2 separate regions of the Mus musculus genome follow, and region 2 is linked to region 1. The links are chromatin loops, found by intact Hi-C in ENCODE. Cell type or tissue: heart. All regions are shown on one strand. Links, peaks and the distances in the headings refer to the core of each region. The heading gives the core; the rest is flanking DNA.

Region 1 (10,088 bases), core at 4,360-6,859:
ACACAGATCTGTCTCAGTCAAAACGAGGTACCCTCAGAGCCCTTCCAGGCGGGAACCCCAACTAAGGTTCCCACAGCGTTCTGGGGGGATTCTTTCCTCTGCTGTATACCATGTAGGAGTGGGGACGGGATGGGTCCTAGGTTCACTTTTGCCAAGTTTGGCGGGGAAGGCAAACAAAGCTATCAGGAAGAAGCCCAGCCCCCACCCCCACCCTCACCCCCACCCCTGCCTGGAAAGCGAGCTCTCCGAAGGAACCACGAACCCACTGGGCTGGCAACAGTCCCAGCTCAGGACTGCAGGCTGTCCCTCCTAGACTACGCTCCCACCCAAGCTGCCCACCTCCCTCAAACTCCCTCCCCTCCAACAGTCACTGTCAGTCCAGAGAAAGGCACAGGCGGCTGCTCAGCTGCTCAGACAAGCTGCAGACCCCTGCGGCCACACTCACCCACAGGTACCGCAGCAGTTTCAGCAGGCTGGGGCAATAGTAGTAGTCCATCTCTGAGCGGACTGTGGGTACGCGCGTGCCTGCGCTTCCACCTTGTCCCTGGAGGGGGTGGCTCCTCCCTCCCCACTCCTCTCACCGCCCCCAGAGTCAAATTCAGGGTGGCATGAATCTTTCAGAAGCCAGGGCTCATAGCCAGGTGGCCTGACAGCCCTGTAAGCGGCCACGGCCACCTCTGGGGTGAAACTGCAGCCGAGTCCCCAAAGCCTGTGTCAGCATCCCGGGGGGCTGGCCCAGGAGGGGCAGGACCAGGAGGGGCGGGACAAAGGTTGGGTAGTGGGCGGGGTCAGGGTGCTCCTCCTCCACAGCGCCCATGTGGCCCAGGGAGACCTGTGACCTGGGTTAGGGGTGGGCAGGGGACAAGGTTGGGGGTGTGTGCAGAGGGCAGGGTTGGTGGGGTGCGCAGGGGGTGGGGTTAGGGGGCACGCAGGGAGCAGGGTTGGGGGATTGTGCAGGGGCAGGGTTGGGGGGTGCAGGGTTGGAGGTACAGAGTTGAGGGCAGGGTTGGAGGGCCAGGGTTAGGGGTATGAAGGGGGCAGGGTTGGGGGATGGGAAGGGGGCAAGGATAGGGGATGAGCAGAGGGCAGGGTTGGGGGATGGGCTGGGGCAGGGTTGGGGGGTGTGCAGGGGGCAGGTTTGGGGGTGCGCAGAGGGCAGGTTTGGGGGTGTGCTGGGGGCAGTGTGGGGTTGAGATGTAAAGAATGATAGTAGGGGTGGACGTGCCAGGTGAGGGTGGGCATGGGAATGTGTGTGGATATTAACTATGAACGCATGATGCCAATGACTGTGGGTGGGCGTGTATACGCGCGCATGTGTGCCTCTGTGTGTGGGTAAGAATGTATTACACGGGAGAGGAATAGAACATGTGTCCCAGCAAACCTCCTCCCGGAGACCTTACAGGGAGGGAAGGCACAGCTGGGCACAGGCTCACAAGGCCGGGCACAGGCTCACAGGGCTGGCCTCAAGCCTGTGTGTTCCTCCCACTAGCAGCCTTGGCAAGAGCTCAGTTATCCCCATTTTACAGAAAGGGAAGCAGAGGCTCAGAGAGAGAGAGAGAGAGGCTCAAAGTGAAGGCTTATTCAGTGGGAGCCGGGATTCAAATCAAGGACGCCTACTCAGTGCCACCCTCCAGAGACCAGCCCGGCTTTCAGGCAGACCCAGGTCCTTCCGGTTCTGAGAGAGGAAAGTGATATGAGGAGATGCATTCAGGACGGAGCAGAAGCAGAGGCTGGCCCCGGCCCCCAAGGACACACTGGCTCCTTGGTGATGCATACTTTAGCCCCACTCGCCACCTGCCCAGAGAGGCACAGCAGCTAAGGGAAAACCCGCCTTGAACATGGCGGCTGGGCTTAACCGCTAGGGACACTGCAGGGCAATAATCTTCAAAGTCCCTCAGAGGCAGGGCTGAGGTTCATCTGCTCTCAGAACCCCTCACCCAGCAGGTCTGGGCCTTAGCTGCTCATCACATGGCCTTGGTTACAGCGCTGAGTCAGGTCGGGCAGTCTCAGGGACAGGCATCATAGCTGAAGGCCGGGCTCCGCCCCCTGAATGAGTGACAGAACACTGGAGGCTGGCCCTGCCTTCTGAATGATAAAAAAAAAATATATATATATATGGTCAGGCCCCACCCTCTGACTGACTGACAAAACAGTGGAGGCCGGGCCCCGCCCCTTTAATGACTGACAAAAAAGTGGAGGACGGCCTGACCCATGACTGACAGAACAGTAGAGGCTGGATTTTGATCATTGACTTGATTTACAGAACAGTGGAGGCCGGGCCCCGCCCTCTGGCTAAGGCAGGCTCCGGCCCCTGACTGACAGAACAGTTGTGGCCGGGTCCCGCCCCTTGAATGACTGGCAGAACAGTAGAGGCCAGGCCCCGCCCTCTGGCTAAGGCAGGTCACGCCCCTGACTGACTGACAGAGCAGTTGTCCGGGCCCCGCCCTCTAAGACCAGCCCCGCCCCCTAACAACTGGGCCTGGACACCCTGACTGGTTAACACAGTGGGCCCTGCTCATTCACTGAGGAGCTGCCCTGAAAACAGTTGGAAGCCCGCCCTACTCACTAACCGACCAACCACAAGTTGGAGCGCATGCCCTGCTCTCTGACTGACAGCTGTCTGACAGAACAGTGGAGGGCTGGGCCATGCTTAGTTACTGACACAAGTCCAAGGCAGTGCCTGCCCCAGCAGCTGACTGACAGACAGAGCAGGTGACGCCTGTACTCTGCGCTCAGACTGACAGACTGACTGACTGACTGACTGACTGGGCACTCTGCTAACGGGGTGAGGAGAAGCAGGGCCTTAGGGCTGACTGCTGACTAAAGGACTGACTGCCCAGAGGCCGGGCGGGCAGACAGATCCTGCTGCTGTGGGCTCCTCTAGACCAACGGCAAAGCAGAGTGGGCAGCAGGGAGAAGGGAAGAGAGACGGGAGGCGAGGCCGGGAGTGACAAGCAGAAAGAGACACAGGATATGGAATGACAGGGAGCCACATGGGCAGGAAAGAGAGGAACCCCAAAGCCACATAAGACAGATGGCCCAGCAGGGAGCCAGGGACAAGGAGAACAGGGCCCAGCTGGGGAGCTCACAGGACAGCAGGAGGCATAGGGGCGGAGCCTCAGTAGAGGGGGCGGAGCATCGATGACAGTGAAGGGCACCATGGGAGGTAGTGGTAGGGGAAGACAAGAGAAAAAAGAAACTTCCAAACTCAGACCAGGCAAGCCCAGGGTGTAGACAGAACGCACGGAAAACGGCAGATTACGATGTATTATTAGATGTATTATGTGAACGCCCTACCCCAGGGCCCTATTCGCCTCTCCCCACCGGACCCTGACGACCCCCAAAACTATGCTTCCGCCTACGATCTTGAAACTGGCGATGTCTGAAGCCAGTGGTGCAGACAGCATAGGGAACCCGACGTGGGCTCATTCTGGATCGTGGGGCCAGCCTCAGAAGGTGAAGCCATGAGGGACCCACTTCTCAGGCTTCGGAAGGGCTGAAGGGACAGCTCAACCCTTCTGTCATCTGAGGACACCCAGAGGCACCATCGTGAGGAAGAACAGGTCCTCTGTGGAGGGACGGAAGCCTCCAACTTCTTGACCTTGTGCTTTCAGCCTCCAGGAATAAATATCAGTCCCTCCCTCTAGTGCCTTGCTGTGATGGCCCAAGGTACAGTCACGGGGGCAGGGGGTGAGGCTGCACATTCATGGGAGAGTCAGGCAGACTATGGAGGGAGAGCATGACTTCAAGCCAAGAAAAGCCTGCACCCTCGAGGGGCTGGCGGGCAACAGAATGGACTCTCCCAAGCACTGTCCGGAGGCAAGGCGTCCTGTCGACACCGAGACTCACTTCCCACTCTGGCCTCCAGCGCCGGACAAGGAGACCTGTCATTTGAGTCACATGTGTGTAGTGACCCGCAGGGTCCCAGTTAACCTCTGCCTCCACCTGGCTGGCTCTGCTCATTGCCTGAGGTCCAGCTAGGGCCTTGCCACCTTGTCCCAGCCACAGTTCCTTGTCCCAAGCTCCTCATGCAACAATTGGGCATCCCTCCCTCCTAGCCTGCCAACTCCCTCTGGCTCCTCCTCCGTAGGCCCCTTCCTGGCCATGGCAGGCCCTGAACCGGTGCTCAGACATGACCCCTCACTCTAAAGCAAGCTGGATGCCTCTAAGGGACTGATGCCAGGGTCTCCAAAGGTGACCTGCATCATAGGTTACCTCTGTGCCTTTTTATTAGTGACCCTGCATGTCACTGAATTCCTGCCCTGGGTGGGCCTGGCATCCTGTTAGCTCCTGGTGTGCAGTCCCAAAGGACAGGGCTGCTGCAAAACTAGATTTGGGAACCCTGTGGGAGTCTAACACCTTGTGTTAGAAACTCTGGTGAGCTAGATCTGTCTGCGGGGCGGGGGGAGGGTTTAACTCTCCTGTGCTGTCTTAGGTCGGTCAAAGGCTTGCATCTGTGACCTACATTTCAGCCTCCACGGACACACAGACCACGTGGCCGGCCAGACCCACGAGCCACATTCCTGTGCAGAGACAGGGAGTGGGTGCTGCGGGAGGGGGGGGGGCACGGAGTCAGTATCACACCTCCCACTTCCTGCACCCCAGGCATCTGCATGTGAACCCAGGCAGCTCGCCCACTCACCACTTCCCCTGAGGCCCTACTGGATGCTGCCCCCTACTGTGTACAGGGACCCATGGGTCTAAGATGTCAGACACTTCAAGCCAAAGGCGCGGTGTCTCAAAACCTGTCAAGTCGGCAGTATTGTTCCCAAGCCCACGAGGCTCTCTCGCTGTGGGCTAACCAGAGCACCCTACCTCCTACCCAGCACACATTCCTTTTAGAAATAAAAACAGGTTTCTTCCTCTGTCTGGTAGAGAGGCATCATTGTAAACATAAATGTGGCCAGCATGCGGCATGGGTGCTCAATCCAGGATGGCCCTCAACCCAGGATGCAGCAGGGTCTCAACCCAGGATGGCCCTGACGCTGGGTACCAAGAACAGAAACCATCCCAGGGTCAAGGGCGAACACGGCAGGATGGCCCATTAGCGAGCTCCGTGGACAGAGAGAATCAACAGGGTCATGGAAAAGGAGGCCTCAGAGGCTGAGGACAAAGAGACGGGCTTTAGAAACAAAGTAGTAACTTGGGCCTGAGCGAGGGCTCAGTGAGCAAAGACACTTGATATAAAGCCTAAGGGCCCCCAGGATTTGATCCTTGGGACCCACATGGAATACAGAACTGACACCTCACAACACACACACAAAATGAATGTTAAAAATCTACTGCATTGAGCACCTCCACCCTGCCCCCTGGTGGTCGTTTCTGGTTAAGGTCAATCTCACAGAAGGCTGGGGGAACAGGGACAGAAAACTCAGTCAGAAAGCACTCACCCTACTGAGACCTGATGCTGCAGGGTACAGAGTCCTTCTGATGCCCCCCAGTCTCTGCTTTGTCCAAATCACCTCACTTCCCCATGCCTCAGTTTCTCCAAGCCTCAGTCCATCAGCTAGACCCTTGTGAGGCCTCAGCACCATGGCATGAAGGTATCAAGTCCTCTGACCTTGCATGGCACTGAATTCCTGCCCTGGCTGGGCTTGTCCCCCCTCAAAGCAGCTTCAGTCGCACAGTCCAGAGGGACAGGGCTGCAAAGCTAGAGTTAGGAATCTCAAGGTAATTGAGGGCATCTCAAGGAAGGCCTGGCATTAGGAATCCCTGCTGAGCAATAGTGAGTTGGGGGGGTCTACCCTCAGAGATCCACCCACGCACTCTGTCCCACCTAGGGACTCTGTGTAGAGATCCATGCCAGCTCAGTGTCCTGAGCCCTTTTATTAATTATAAATAAATGGGATGTTTATATAGCAGAATATTATTCAGCCATGAAAAAGGAACAAGGTACTTGTTCATGACACTTGTATGCACAAAACCGGAAGCATTCCAAGGGAAAGCCAGGCCCAAAAGTCTCTGCTGAGCTGCTAAATCCCTCTGGGTTCTGGGGTGCAGGTGAATGTGCCCAGAGAGCAGACTCATGAGAGGAAGGAGTGGAGGTGTGGCAACTGGTGGGTGTAGGTATCCCCAGGGGGTGATAACAGTTTCTAAGCCCCACTGTAGCAATGGTTTTATAGCTCTGAGCATTCAAAGTTTAGCCTGGTGGTGGGCCCCTACCAGGCTTTAACTCCAGACAGAGGCAGACAAATCTCTGTGAGTTCGAGGCCAGCCTGGTCTACAGAGCAAGCTCCAGGACAGCCAGGGCTACACAGAGAAACCCTGTCTCCAAACAAACAAACAAAAGCTGTTGAAATTTAAACAGACAAACTATACAGTTATTTTTAAAAGTCATAGCCAGGTATCATGACTCAGGCTTGTCTTTCTAGCTACTCAAGAGATTGAGACAGGAGGATGGAAGACCTGCCTGGGTTACCAAGCGAGTGCAAGATCATCCTGGGCTGGCGAATCCTCAGAGGGTAGAGAGCTTGCTGTGCAGGCGTGAGGATCCCAGTGTGGGTCCCCAGCAGCCTGTGAGAATCTTCCTGCTACACACTTGGTGATGTCCCATTTGGGACAGGACACGGGCATCAGGAGGCTGGGTAGCTCCTGAGACCTTGATAGATTGCAAGGCTCAGGTACCCCTGTGTTGGAGGAGAGCCCAGACCCACAAGGGAGGGAGACAAAACATAGACAAATATTTCTGAGATTTCGAGAACTGTAAGCAAAGTTCTCCAAATTCTTTTGGGGCATGTGCATTCATATGTGCACTGAACTCTGTGTGTGTGTGTGTGTATGTGTGTGTGTTTGCGTGTCACAAAACTTGCTCCTGAACCAGGAGTAACAAACACTTGACATCCAGTTCTCTGCCTGCCTTGATTCATGCAGACATCACTAATGGATTATAGAACCATCTCCCACGGCCTCCAAAGTCCTTAGGCATGGCCCATCATCAGGAGTTGACTTTTAGGATAAAGCTGTTTTTCCACACAGGCTGGGTGAGAAACAGGGGCTCAGACTGGAATCTTCCAGGACATTTTAAAGAACATTACCAGAACTCTGCCAAACAGTACTTGAAGGTGTGTGAGCATTAAAAAAGGCATGAGAGTATTAGCAATCAAAGGGTGGGGGACACTCAAACACTGCAGGTGGGGAGTGCAGCAACTGTAGCCACACCTTGCAATGCATGCAATTCTAATCGACAGCAATGCTATATAGCTCAGAAGCACAACAATCATGGCCCACCAAGAGGCAGGATCAGGAACTGCCCTGAACTGAAACACCCCCAAACACACATTTCCATCAGAGCAGAACACACCTCATGTGGTCACCACAGACCTCACAAACATGATGGGGTTCACTGACTGCACACCTGCGGGGCAGCCAGGCTGGGACTGGGTGTCATAAGAAGTCGTTTGCAGGGGGGAGACAGTAAGCCAGCTCCAGGTTGGACATGCTGAGTTAAACCATAATCAGTAAGGGATCTTGGGCCTCGTGGGTCGGCAATGAGAGGGAGGCGCTGGAGAGATGGTTCAGTGATTAAGGGTGCTTACTGCTCTTGCAAAGAATTAGAGTTTGGGTCCCAGCACCCGAGCCAGGTAGCTCACAACTGCACACAACTCCAGCTCAAGAGGCTTTGGCACCCTCTGCTGGCCTCTTCAGGAACGGCACTAGTGTGCACATGAAGGCCTCTAGTCTTATCTGATGCCAGACCATACCTTAGGCATTCTCCCCACACCTCAACACATCATCTGGCACGGAAGCTCCTAGGTGTGCTAGTGAGGCAGCAATCGGTGACCATCCCTCTACAATCCCTTCCTTCCTCACACCCACCAATGGCTCCAGGCTGTCTGATTAGGCAGATAGCCCACGTCGGTCATGTGATGTCACATGAACCTTTAAAAGGTGCCCACAAGCCTGGACCTCCTCCCAGTAGAGGCCTACAACCCTGTCCCTGTCCACCAGGGAGGTGTGTCAGAGTGTTCAAGGCCCTGTCAGGGCAGCTTGCCAAGCAGGGCAGGTGTGTCTGGACTCCTGAGGGCAGGTGGCAGTGGCTGGGACCCCTTCCCTCCCTGCTGCAGGCCAGGGCTCACCCGGGCTGCGTTGCTGTGCAGTGTGTGTCCTTGTGTTGGTCACCTCCCCTATCTGAGCCTCAGGTTCAGAATCTCTAAGCTGGGGTCTCCCTAGCACCTTAAGATAGAGAAAATTCCTTAGAAAAGGGCCAGGCCACAGGCTGACCAAGTGTTATGGTCAAGTGTCAAGGCTGACCTCTAGCTTCACATGCACACACACACACACAAACACACCCCTACCAAAACCACTGTGAGGACTAGTCTTGGTTGGCAAGTTGACTATATCGGGAATTAACTAAAACCCAAGTGACTAGGCACACCTGTGAGGGACTTTTCCTCAGTTAAATCATTGGAAGTAGAACACCCACTTTCTTCCCTTGGGTTTCCCGAGACAGGGTTTCTCTGTGTAGCCCTGGCTGTCCTGGAGCTCACTCTGTAGACCAGGCTGGCCTCGAAGACCAGCTGCAACATCCAGCCTCGTGGACTGAGCAGCTACTAGATGCCTGGACTTCCTGGTGGCAGACAGCCATAGTTGGACAAGCTGGACTGTAGCTTGTAAGCCATTCTAATAAATCCCATATATGGGATCTCATATAGATATGAGCAAGATTCATTTAGTAAGTTCTATATGATCCAACCTGTACTGGCTGGCTTTGTGTGTCAACTTGACACAGGCTGGAGTTATCACAGAGAAAGGAGCCTCCCTTGAGGAAATGCCTCCATGAGATCCAGCTGTAAGACATTTTCTCAATTAGTGATCAAGGGGGAAAGGCCCCTTGTGGGTGGGACCATCCCTGGGCTGGTGGTCCTGGGTTCTATAAGAAAGCAAGCTGAACAAGCCAGAGGAAGTAAGCCAGTAAGCATCACCCCTCCATGGCCTCTGCATCAGCTCCTGCCTCCAGGTTCCTGCCCTGCTTGAGTTCCTGTCCTGACTTCCTTTGGTGATGAACAGCAATGTGGAAATGTAAGCTGAATAAACCCTTTCCTCCCCAACTTGCTTCTTGGTCATAATGTTTTATATAGGAATAGAAACACTGATTAAGACATGACCCTCATCCTGCTACCAAGGATCACCCTCTCCACTTCAGCTCCAATAATCTCTCACTCAAAACTGTCATCATCACCATCATAATCAAACGAAATAAGTCCCAAGACCTTTGTTCCTGTCACCTGCCTCTGATTCTTTGACATGCTCCACCCTGAGTCACTTCCTCAAAGAAGCCCTTGCTGGCCTAACAAGAAACAGCCCCCCACATCCCTCTCCCCAGTCCCTCCTCCTCTCACACCCCTCTTCCCAGTCCCCACTCCCCCATATCCCTCTCCCTGCGCCCCCATCCCTTTCCAGAAGTCTGTGGCACTGTGGAAACCCCAGAACCCCAGTAAAGCCTTGTGACTTTACTGTTACAGGAGGGGCTGCTGGGTAAACTGTGCCCAAGGTCAGGGTCCACACTGAGTCATCTTGTTCTATAACCCCTTGGAGATCATAAACCCCGAGCAGAAGGGTGGCCACCCCTGAGGGAGGAAGCACCACAGGACCAGGCGAGGTTATTTCCCATCGTCCCAGGCCTCAGCTAAAACCCCTGAGACAGCAGACATCTTCCTTTCCCAGGAGGGCAGCTCGCAGGTGCAAACAACAGAAAGCACCTGGCCGTGCGGGTGGCACCCACAGTGTGGGCAGAGCATGTGGCCGCCTCCCTCTGCCCTGCAGGGCAGCCGGTGAGCAGTCCCATGACCAGCAGTGCTGGGTGGGGCAGTGCAGATATACCAATCAATCAGCCCTGTGGGTCCCCAGCTGGCTTAGAGTGTGACAGACAGAACAGCCATGGCCAACCCTAGCTGAGCCCCGGGTGTCTCCTGTCCTGAAGGGGCTGCAGCAGGGTGCTGGCAGGGGATTGCACACACACACACACACACACACACACACACAGAGGCACACAGGCACACACTGACAGCCCACCCAGCATAGTCCTGGGAAGGGCCCAAGTTTCAGGCAAGGCATGTGGGCCCCTGGTCTAACTATTCTTAATGCTGTGT
Region 2 (10,088 bases), core at 3,064-5,563, 290 kb before region 1:
AAAGTTGAGAAGCACTGCTCCAAGCCCTTTTGAGACAAAGGTTAGCACTGAGCAGGCCCCTCAGAGGGTGAAGTCCACCGACCTGTTCCACACCCCTAGGTCAGATCAGGATGATAATGGGCAAACAGTACAAATGGAACACAGAATCACTTCTCAGAACACGCCCTTCAGTCTCCACTGGCCAACAAGAATGGACTGGGGATGGGGACTCTCTGCCCCATAGCAGCTACTGGTGCCATCCTCATCTCAGCCTCTCCCCTACCTCCTTGCTTACCTCGAGAATGAAGTAAAACTGGCTGGTGGCGGGAAAGACATGAGAAACAAGTGGGACTCCCCTCCCCAAACCCCAGGCCAGCCTGAGCCCACTTACCAAGCGTGAACCCGTCCTTCTGCACCAGCCAGACTTTCTGTGCCTCGTACCATCTATCCTCATAAGCCTGGGAGCAAAAAGAAGGTCTCCTAACCAGCAAAAACCACCAGCCCAGGGTTGATGTAGGGACCCCTAACCTCTCCCGCAGGACCTTTCAAGAAGCCACCAGGGCACGGCCTGAGAATCTACACATGGTGCCGGCACAGAGAATTGTGGGTAACAAGGGACGCGGTAACCACTAAGTAGTAATAGGCGAAATCTAGCCTGGGGAGGGGCCGTGTGGGGCCTAGGGACCTAGCTCTTCGGGAGTACACTCCTGGGGAGTGCTGGGCTGTGGCTAGCCCTATGTCCACCCCGTAGCCTCCCCTATCCCATCCTTAGGGTCCACAGCCCATCACCTGGTCCGAGTCTCCACTCTGGCCCCCTCTATCCGGGTCCTGCAGGATCTGCTTCTCCTCCATAGGCCTCAGCGTAGAAAGCCTTTCCATGACGACCTCAGGAATGGACTCTACGTGACCTTCTGCCTGAGGCTTCACCACATCCACTTCTTCCTCTGTGCACACACGGGGCTCCCCGGCTCCCTGCACCCTGCTCTCTGGCTGGCCGTCCCTCTTTGCAGCCTCTGCTGATATCCCCGTTGTAGGAATCCTATCCGGGGCCTTGCAGCTTTCCTCAGGATTCTGAGTCTTCGCTGCCACCCCAGGGAGCTCTCGGGGTTTCCTTGGTGTCACCAGCTTTTTCTGAGGTCTCCCCACCTTTCCTTCCATCTTCACTGGAGCCTCCTGCTGCTGCCCCGTGGGCCCTGCTGGCTGTCCCGTGGGCCCCGCTGGCTGCCCCGTGGGCCCTGCTGGCTGTCCCGTGGGTCCCGCTGGCTGCCCCGTGGGCCCCGATGGCTGCCCCGTGGACTCTGATAGCTGTCCCGTGGGCCCTGATGGCTGCCCCGTGGGCCCTGATGGCTGCCCTGTGGGTTCTGCTAGCTGCCCACAGCTCCTGTCTACCGCTGGGCTTTGCAAGTCGCCGGTCTTCTCATCCTTACGATGTGACTCTGTTACTCTGTCCTTGCTCTGAGGACTGTCCCACTTGCTTCTCCAACCCAAGAAACCTCCCCACTTCCTTAGCGGGACTGGGGGTTCCACAGGTCTGACTTCAGCCCCTGCAACCTTGGGCTCATCCTCTTTTTCCATCTTCTTTGGGGGACCCCCTCCTTCTTTCTCTGCTGTTCCCAGTTGCTCCTTGTTTCCTGCCTCCTGAGCTTGGGACCTGGTCCCCTGCTCCTCTGTGCTCTGAGACTCACCTTCTTTTTGCCCGATGGTCTGGGGGTCCCGGCTCCCCTTTCCCTCTGTGCCCTGACATTTCCCACCCTTTGTGCTTTGGCCTGTATCTCCAACTCCCCTAGTCCTAGTCTTCTCAGGCATAGAAGGCTGGGGGGCAGAGGAAGTCCCCGTGGTCACCCCTTTCTTTGTCCCTCCAGAATCTTTGGCTGGAGCTGGGGTCTTGTCCACGGGGACATCACGAGGTTGGACCTTCTGATCTGCCTTGGCCAACTCTGGATCCAGCTTGGCCACCATCAGCAGCACATCGCCCCTCCTCACGCCCCTCTTGAAGGGCAGTGTCCTTTTGGCGGGTGTTCCTGTGGGACCTGACTCCTGAGGTCTCTCCCCACTAGTGCTGGTCACAGGTGTGGAGTCCTTGTCACCAGCCCCCGGGGGCTCCTTTCCTGGAATGTCTGCGCTGTTCTGAGTGGTGGATGAGCTGTCCTGGGAAGTCTGCTGGCTTCCAGGCTTGGGGACATTGTTGGTCTTGTTGGTTTGGTTAGTTGGAACTGCTGGGATCTAGGAAAGAGACCATAATGTGCTTAGTTGCTGCATGACTGACCAACAGCCAATCATTCCCAGTTTCACCCACACAAAGAAACCCAAGCCCTTCTGACATCCTCAGAATCTGTGCCTGACAGTGAGGTTCAGCCTAGATAGCGGCTGAGGGTCCACAGAATCAGGGGGAGGAAGGTAGACTCGGGAATCCAACAAAAGGGAGTTTAATGCCACTCTGCCTCTTTTCACTGTGTGGTGTTGGGTAACCTCCTTCTCCTCCTCTCTGAGCCAATTTCTTGACAATAACACAAGGATCATAAAGACCTGCCATGCAGGGTGGATATAAAGACTGGTGGTGGCCCAGCACACGGTCAGTCCTCAGTAGCTGCTGTAGATATATCTGTTATATTTCCATCTTGTAACTGGCTGGTTTTCTGTGTCAACTTGACACAAGCTGGAGTTATCACAGAGAAATGAACCTCCCTTAAAGAGGTACTTCCATGAGATCCAACAGTAAGGCATTTCTTCAATTAGTGGGTGGGAGGGCCCACTGTGGGTGGTGCCATCCCTAGGCTGGTAGCCTTGGGTTCCTTAAGAAAGCAGGCTGAGCAAGCCAGGGGAAACAAACCAGTAAGTAACATCCCTCCATGGCCTCTGCATCAGCTCCTGTTCCTGACCTACTTGAATCCCAGTCCTGACTTCCTTGGTGATGAACAGCAATGTGGAAAGTGTAAGCTGAGTAAACCCTTTCCTCCCCAACTTGCTTCTTGGTCGTGATGTTTGCCCAGGAATAGAAACCCTGACTAAAACACATCTCAACCCTCCAGATGAGATCATCAGTAAGGATACGCATTCCCATCTCAGTGCAGGTGTGGGGCAACTTCGGCCCATTGTCTCCTATCTTCTGTGAGCTTAGGCCCCTCCATAACAGAAGCGTGCTGTGTGGAGTTTTGCGAGCTGAGTGTGAAAAGCTCTTCTGTGATCTCAAGAGGAGGAGATGGGAGGAGGGGCACAGTTTCCACTCCAGCCGTCCAGGTTCTCAAACCGACTGCCCATCCCATACAACCTCCCAGTCATCTATCACCCATCAGCCAACTGTCCTTTTACAACTGATCAAGACACTGGTGGCCACTGATCAGGGCATTGGTGGCCACCCCAAGTCTACTGGAAGTCCATGAACACACCCTCGGTTCCTCCAAGCCTTTTCAGGGTCTGTCTGTGTCCACTCGCCTCACTCTCTGGCCACACTGGATACCTCCTAGTTCTGGCCCACCCACCCATTCCCTATGCCCTCATGTTTGTTCATGCTGGTCCTGATGGCCAGCAGGCATACCTTTTCTCCACCCCTCCTGTCCACTCTGTTTCCTATATCTCACCTGCCTGCTCTCCCAGGCAGCCCCAGAAAGAGAGCTTTACACGGCATGGCTCTGCCTCTACCTGGCCTGGTGACCTTGAGGAAAGTGTCTTGACCTCTCTGTGCTTCAGTCTCCACCTCTGAGAAGCAGGTGTGACTTCCGTCCCCATTACTGTTTTAAACAGTGCCACAATCACTAAGTGAACATTGGTGATAGACAGGAACATTTTACAGGACCACTTCCTATCCGAGATTTAAGTGTGGCCTCTGTTTATTCCTTAAGTCAGACAGGAGCAGGCACAGGGCCCAGCCACCCTGTCAGTCTCTTCAATGAGACCCAACTGCTGTCCCCACAGCTGCTTCCAGTCAGTTGTGAGTGGCTTGCTGACACAGGGAAGCCCCTGTCATTAAACAGGTGCAAGCACGTGTAGTGTAAATGGGCCAAGGAGGAGGAGGGAGCAAAGATGGAGCCAGGGTGACACTCCGGATTTAAGCCAACACCTGGTTTTTATAATCCCTGGTCCTCTCAGCCCAATTCTGCCATAACTCTCTTTGCCTCAAGAGGGCAGTATAGAGGCAGCAGGAACTGGTGCCCTGTCTGCCTAACACAGTTTTGACTGATGATGCCCATCGATACCAATCAGAAGGAATAGCAGATGAAGCAAGCATCCAAGATCTACAACCTAGCTGGGATAAAGCCTTCAGTTGTTGGATAGTGGATGTTCCAAGAGACTTGGAAGGGGCTGAGAGACTTGCAGCTGGAGGACACTGGTGTGTGGGACCACCAGCTCATGTGCCCGACCCAGAAGGATGCCAATGCTTCAACATCAGGCTCTCCGAGGAAGGGACATGCCAGCATCTTTTCCGCTTTAATGAATGAACAGAGACCAGCCAGTGGCCAGGCCTATAACCACGGCCACTCAGGAGACTGAATGGGCTGAAATAGAAGTTCCAGGCTGGCCTGGGACAAGGAACTAATTCAGAGCATGAGAGCTACTTTCAGGGCACAGCTGAGCGGAAGGCAGCTGCTGCTGTTTAGAAATTCATAGCTGAATAAGTCATGCGATTAAATGAGCTCTGTGTGGTCTCAAGGAAAGCAACCATGGGGGAGTTAAGAAAGGTAGAGCAATGTGAGACTCTCCAGATGTCGGCAATTGGAGATGGGCTTTTCAGTTTGCATAGGAGCTCAACAGAGAGAGTGGAAGAATACGGCAGGGCAGAGAGCAAAGGAGGACTGACTCAGGACAATATGAGGATATGAATGGGAAGGCGCCTGCCCCGCCCCGCCCTGCCCCATTGTGCTCTGCCCCCACAGGGCCATTCACCTCTACTTCTGGGGCTGTGAATGCTGCCGCCTTCCTCCTCCTGGCTTCTTTGGACTCTTTCTCTGTCTCTCGAACCAGCTGCTTGATGAAGCCCCCAGGGATGACAGAGAACAAGGGAGGCGGAGAGGATGGAGGGGGGCTCTTGTCTTCTTCTCGAATCTGTGTGTGGAAGCGAGGAGAGAAGTGAGAGTGAGCCTGCAGGGCCAGGGCTTCCCCCAGATGGTGTGTGATGCCCGGGTGGATCTGAGGGGAAAAGCATAAGAGAAGAGCAGAAAGGCTCTGAGGGACACCATGAGGCCGAGAGGTGTGGGGACAGAATGGACCAGTGTGGACATTAGAGGTTGTACGGGAGAGGTGGCTTCAGCCTGGAGAGTCTCCTCCTGAGAAGAACCCAAACCACCTCTCAGAGCAGCTTCTGAGATGTCAGGAGGGGTGGCTCGACACCAGGCTCCTCTGCCCTCACGCTTCTGGCCCCAAGGGGCCACTGGAGAAACCCCAGAAGAAAATGCTCTTCCCACCTAAGACAGGGATACTCCCAGGATGCACTGCACTCCAAGCTTGTCTCTGTGGTACCTCCCAGCTTCTTGAAGAAGCCTTCTGGGGACTTGAAGTAATAGATAATAATAATCAATTATTCCTGTGTGCTGGGACCACCAAGAGGCTGGGAAGACTTAACCATGGCCTATGCCACCCGTTTTCTTCGCTGTGGGTTCTGTATCCCTGGAACCAACCATGGACAAAAGTTCTTATTTTTTTTTATTTTTAAATAATAGTGTCTATACAACCAGGTGGTGGTGGCACACGTCTTTAATCCCAGCACTTGGGAGGCAGAGGCAGAGGCAGGTGGATTTCTGTGTTCGAGGCCAGGCAGGTCTGCAAAGTGAGTTCCAGGACAGCCAGGGCTATACAGAGAAACCCTGTCTCAAAAATAATAATAATAATAATAATGTCTATACAAAGGGAAGAAAAAGAATAGGAGGAAAGGAGAGGAGAAAGTAGGAGGGGAAGGTATCAGAGACCAAGGAGCCCTTAAGGAATCCTGTGGAAAAGGAAGGATAGCCAGGTTAGGTAAGAGCCATTGTCCAGGTCTCTGTAGTGACCAGAGGTAGATTCACAGAAACCCTCTAGCACTAGACCGGCAGCCAACAGTCCACCTCTGCACCCCCTCCACTCTCTCCTCCCTCCTGCCTCAGCCCTCTGTCAGGCTGCTGTGGGCTATAGATGCCACACTACCCCCATTCCCAGCCTCCTGCTAAGGGATGGGAAGGAGTCAACAGATCCAGACCAGGCAGGCACAGAGACAGAAGACCATCATCATTCCCTGCCTGAGGTACGTGTGGGTGTGTGGGTGTGAGTCAGGCCACCCAGGCCACAGCCCCTCTTGCCAGGGTAGAGTCTGGCCCTGTGACCCCAGCCCCCCAAAACACAACTTTCCTTCTGCTCCCACAGGGCAAGGCGTGACGAAATGGCCATGGTGACACAGGTAGCTGGACTCGGGCGATGACGTTGTGCTTCTGAGTGCTCCTGGCAGGCGAGGAGTGAAGCCTTACAGACACATGGAGAGCATGAGGTGAGTGGACACAAGCCAGACACACTGAATAGGAGAGAGAGAGAGAGAGAGAGAGAGAGAGAGAGAGAGAGAGAGAGAGAGAGAGAGAGACTGGTTAGCACCGGGCTCGGCTCTGCTCCCACCACATCATGAATGAAAAGATACTACTCCATCTTCTGCTAAGACCGTCATCCGTTCCCATGACAGTGGGCCAGCCATAAGGCTGCCAGTCACTGAGCAGACAGTGTGTGAGGCACTCCTCCTCTCAACCCTGTGCCCTAAGGTCACATCTCGGGAGAGACATACACGGTCTTGTGTGTGTCTCTCCAAGGCGCTTGCACAAAGACGATGCCTGCCTAAGCAGCGTGGAGATCGAGTTCCAGAAGATTCAACATGACTCAGTCCAGTGGAGATGAAGGGCATTTCAGCTGAGGAACAGGATTCCTTCCAGAAAAGGCGCTTTCTGGAAGGAATGTGCGTGTACTGGCTGGTTTTGTGTGTCATCTTGACACAAGCTGGAGTTGTCACAGAGAAAGGATCCTCCCTTGAGGAAATGCCTCCGTGAGATCCAACTGTAACGAGTTTTCTCAATTAGTGATCAATGGGGAAGGCTCTAGTCCATGGTGGGTGGAGCCATCCCTGAGCTGGTAGTGCTAGGTTGAAAGCAGGCTGAGCAAGCCAGGGGAAGCAAGCCAGTAAACAGCACACCTCCATGGCTTCTGCATCAGCTCCTGCCTCCAGGTTTCTGCCCTGCTTGAGTTCCTGCCCTGACTTCCTTCAGTGATGAACAGCAGTGTGAAAGTGTAAGCTGAATAAACCTTTTCCTTCCCAACTTGTTGTTTTGTTTTGTTTATCATGATGTTTTGTGCAGAATAGAAACCCTGACTAAGACAGTGCAGATTATCCTGACCCAAATGTGTGAAATCCATCCCAGAGAAGATGGCCATTTGTAGGACGGTGAAAGGTAGCCTGTTTCCCAGTTGAACTAAGGCTAGAAGCCCCAGTGACCCTAAAGGGATGAGGGGTGCTACGCCTGATTCCCGGGCTCCAGGCCCCTGTCACTAGCTGCAGCCCTCCATAGATTTGTGGCCATCAGTCACATAAGGGCAATGCCCCAAACCCATCCACAGGTAGAGGACATGACTTGTGGTCACATAGGCTCAAGACAGATCTCCATTTTAATGTTACCTACAGGCCTGAAGACTTAGCTAATCAGCTTTCCTTCCCAGACACTCCTTCCTGCAAAAGGTATTTAATCTCAGGCCCGCCCTGAGAAGTGAGGTACGGTTTAACTCATCCACTTTCTGCCATGATAATAAATGTCTTAAAAGCATGGACTGCCTCTTTTCACCAGGGTCCACCATGGGGAGTCATGCAGAAGGCCTTTGCCTATAGAGCCTCTGTCTAATCTCCCATAGAAGGTCTCTCTGTGCCCCAAGTCACAGCTACCAACAAAACCAAGCCAAAATCAAGTCAAGGACTCTTCCCAAGGGACCAGTCGGAGCTTTCTACCTTTCCCTTTCCCTTTCCCTTTCCCTTTCCCTTTCCCTTTCCCTTTCCCTTTCCCTTTCCCTTTCCCTTTCCCTTTCCCTTTCCCTTTCCCTTTCCCTTTCCCCCTGGCTAGATCCAGCCTGTGGGCCCCCACTCCATTCTCAGCTCTTCCTCGGATCCCAGTGGCACCAGGATGTTTGAGAGCCTGAGAACCAGATGGCCCCAGCCTCCTTGCAAGCCCAGGGACCCCTGAGCCAGCTCTGTGTACCCCCCACCTCAGACTGTGCTTCCCCACCGCGGGAGTGGTATCCCAAGGCTTCCCTACAGCCCAACATCTGCCCTGCAAAGTTGTGGGGTAAGGGCAGTCAACTTCCCTAGTACTGCCTCCCTGAGTGGCCATGCTCTCTGGCAGAGTAGACGCGGGGACCCCACAACCCTACAGTCATTTGCATCAAAATCCCAACATGATTCTACACACAGACACACACACACACACACATACACACCACCACCACCACCAACAACAACAACAACAAAACAACCACACTCTTCAGCTTTATATTGAAATCCAGGACAGCTGAAACCACCCTGAATATCAAAAGAACTGCTGGGGGGCTCAGCATCCCCAGTGTCAATCTGAACTTCAGAACTGGACTAATTAAAACAGCATGGCACTGACACAGAGACAGGCATGCTGATCAGTGGTCAATAGACTCAAACTAAAGACTTGGGCCTAAGTCCACACACCTATGGACACCTGAATTTTGACACAGAGTCAAAAAATGAACGCTAGAAAATAGACAGTGTCTTCAATAAATGCTGGTCAAACAGGATGTCTGCATGCAGAAGAATGCAAATAGATCCATACTTATCATCCCGTACAAAGCCCAACTCCAGATGGATCAAGGACCTCAACATAAGGCTGATACACTGAGTCTGACAGAAAGGAAAGTGGGGAATAATCCTGAACCCATGGACACAGGAAAGAACAGAATACCATTAGCATAGGCACTAAGATCAACAATTAATAAATGGGACCTCACGAAGCTGACAAGATCTTGTAAGGCAAAGGACACAGTCATTCGGGCAAAGTGGCAGGCTACAGAATGAGGATAAGCTTTTTACTAACTACACATTTAATAGAGGGCTTATATCCAAAATGTAATAAGCAGCAGCAACAACAACACAAAACCTAATATCAAGAAAACAAATAACTCAAGTAAAAATGAGGAACAGAACTAAGCAAAATTCTCTAAAGAGGAAACATGAGTGACTGAGAAACAGTTAAAGACATGTTCAACATCCTTGGTCATCAAGGAAATGCAAATAAAACTACTTTGAGATTTCAGCTTTCACCTGTCAGAATGACTCATGCTGGGGAGGATATGGGGACAGGGGACACTCATGCGTTGCTGTGGGAGTCCGAATTCGTACAGATGCTATGGAGATCTTTGTGGTATTTCCTTGGGAAGCTAGAAATCAATCCACCTTAAGACCCAGCTATACCACTCTGGGGCACAAACCCAAAAAACACTTCATCCTCCCCCAGAGACGCTTGCTCAACCATCTCCACTGCCGCTCTGTTCACAATAGCCTAGATGTCCATCAAGTGATAAGCAGATCAATCATTAAAATGTAGCACATTCACACAATAAAATATAATTCATAATACGTATATGTCATCCTGAGTGAGGTAACCCAGACCTAAGAAGGTGAATATTGTATGTGTCCTTTCATGTATGGATGCTAGATTCTCAGCATTCAGTATGCCCACTACAATTCAAAAAAGCACAGAGGTTGGCAACCTAGTAGCCATTGTCTATGGCAATGTTCTCAACGTTCCTGATGCTACATTGTCTCAATTTGTGGGTCATGACCCCTTTGGGCCAGTTTGTAACAATGGAAATATATCCAGCATATCATATATGTATAACTCACAACAGTAGTAAAATTACAGTTATGAAGTAACAACAAAATAATTTTTATGGTTGGGGGGGTTGTCACAACACGAGGAGCTGTATTAAAGGGCCACGGGTTAGGAAGGTTGAGAAGGAGGCGAGGAAAGGATATCCCAAGGAAGGGAAAATAGAATTCAGTGTGGTGAGGAGACTAGGAAAGAGGAAAGGGGGAGGGTTAGATGGGGAGAGGGATGGGGGGGGGACAGAGTGAAGGAGCAAATAAGGGAAGG

Evidence for each region. A loop is a pair of places that touch in the nucleus more often than their neighbours do. Peaks named below come from ENCODE experiments on the same cell type or tissue, not always from the same donor. Only the 100,000 strongest peaks of a DNase experiment are listed, where the experiment ranks them.
Region 2: it touches region 1 in a loop (2.0-fold over the local background); 8 of 42 quality-filtered maps call a loop at or near these places.

The regions. Positions count from the first base shown.
Region 1 is chr5:113,162,613-113,172,700 of GRCm38, forward strand. All of the region lies in intron 6 of 2900026A02Rik (RIKEN cDNA 2900026A02 gene), which reads right to left. Among named protein-coding and RNA genes, the nearest start is that of Gm42161, 22 kb to the left of the region's middle. In heart, for the core only: a CTCF peak has its summit at 5,302 (motif pointing left); no DNase peak of the experiment used is centred there.
Region 2 is chr5:112,873,125-112,883,212 of GRCm38, forward strand. Myo18b (myosin XVIIIb) reads right to left here. Exons shown (of 44, transcript NM_028901.2): 2 at 6,295-6,454; 3 at 4,861-5,019; 4 at 769-2,202; 5 at 371-437. The coding sequence starts at 6,333. Among named protein-coding and RNA genes, the nearest start is that of Myo18b, 18 kb to the right of the region's middle. In heart, for the core only: a CTCF peak has its summit at 4,093 (motif pointing right); no DNase peak of the experiment used is centred there.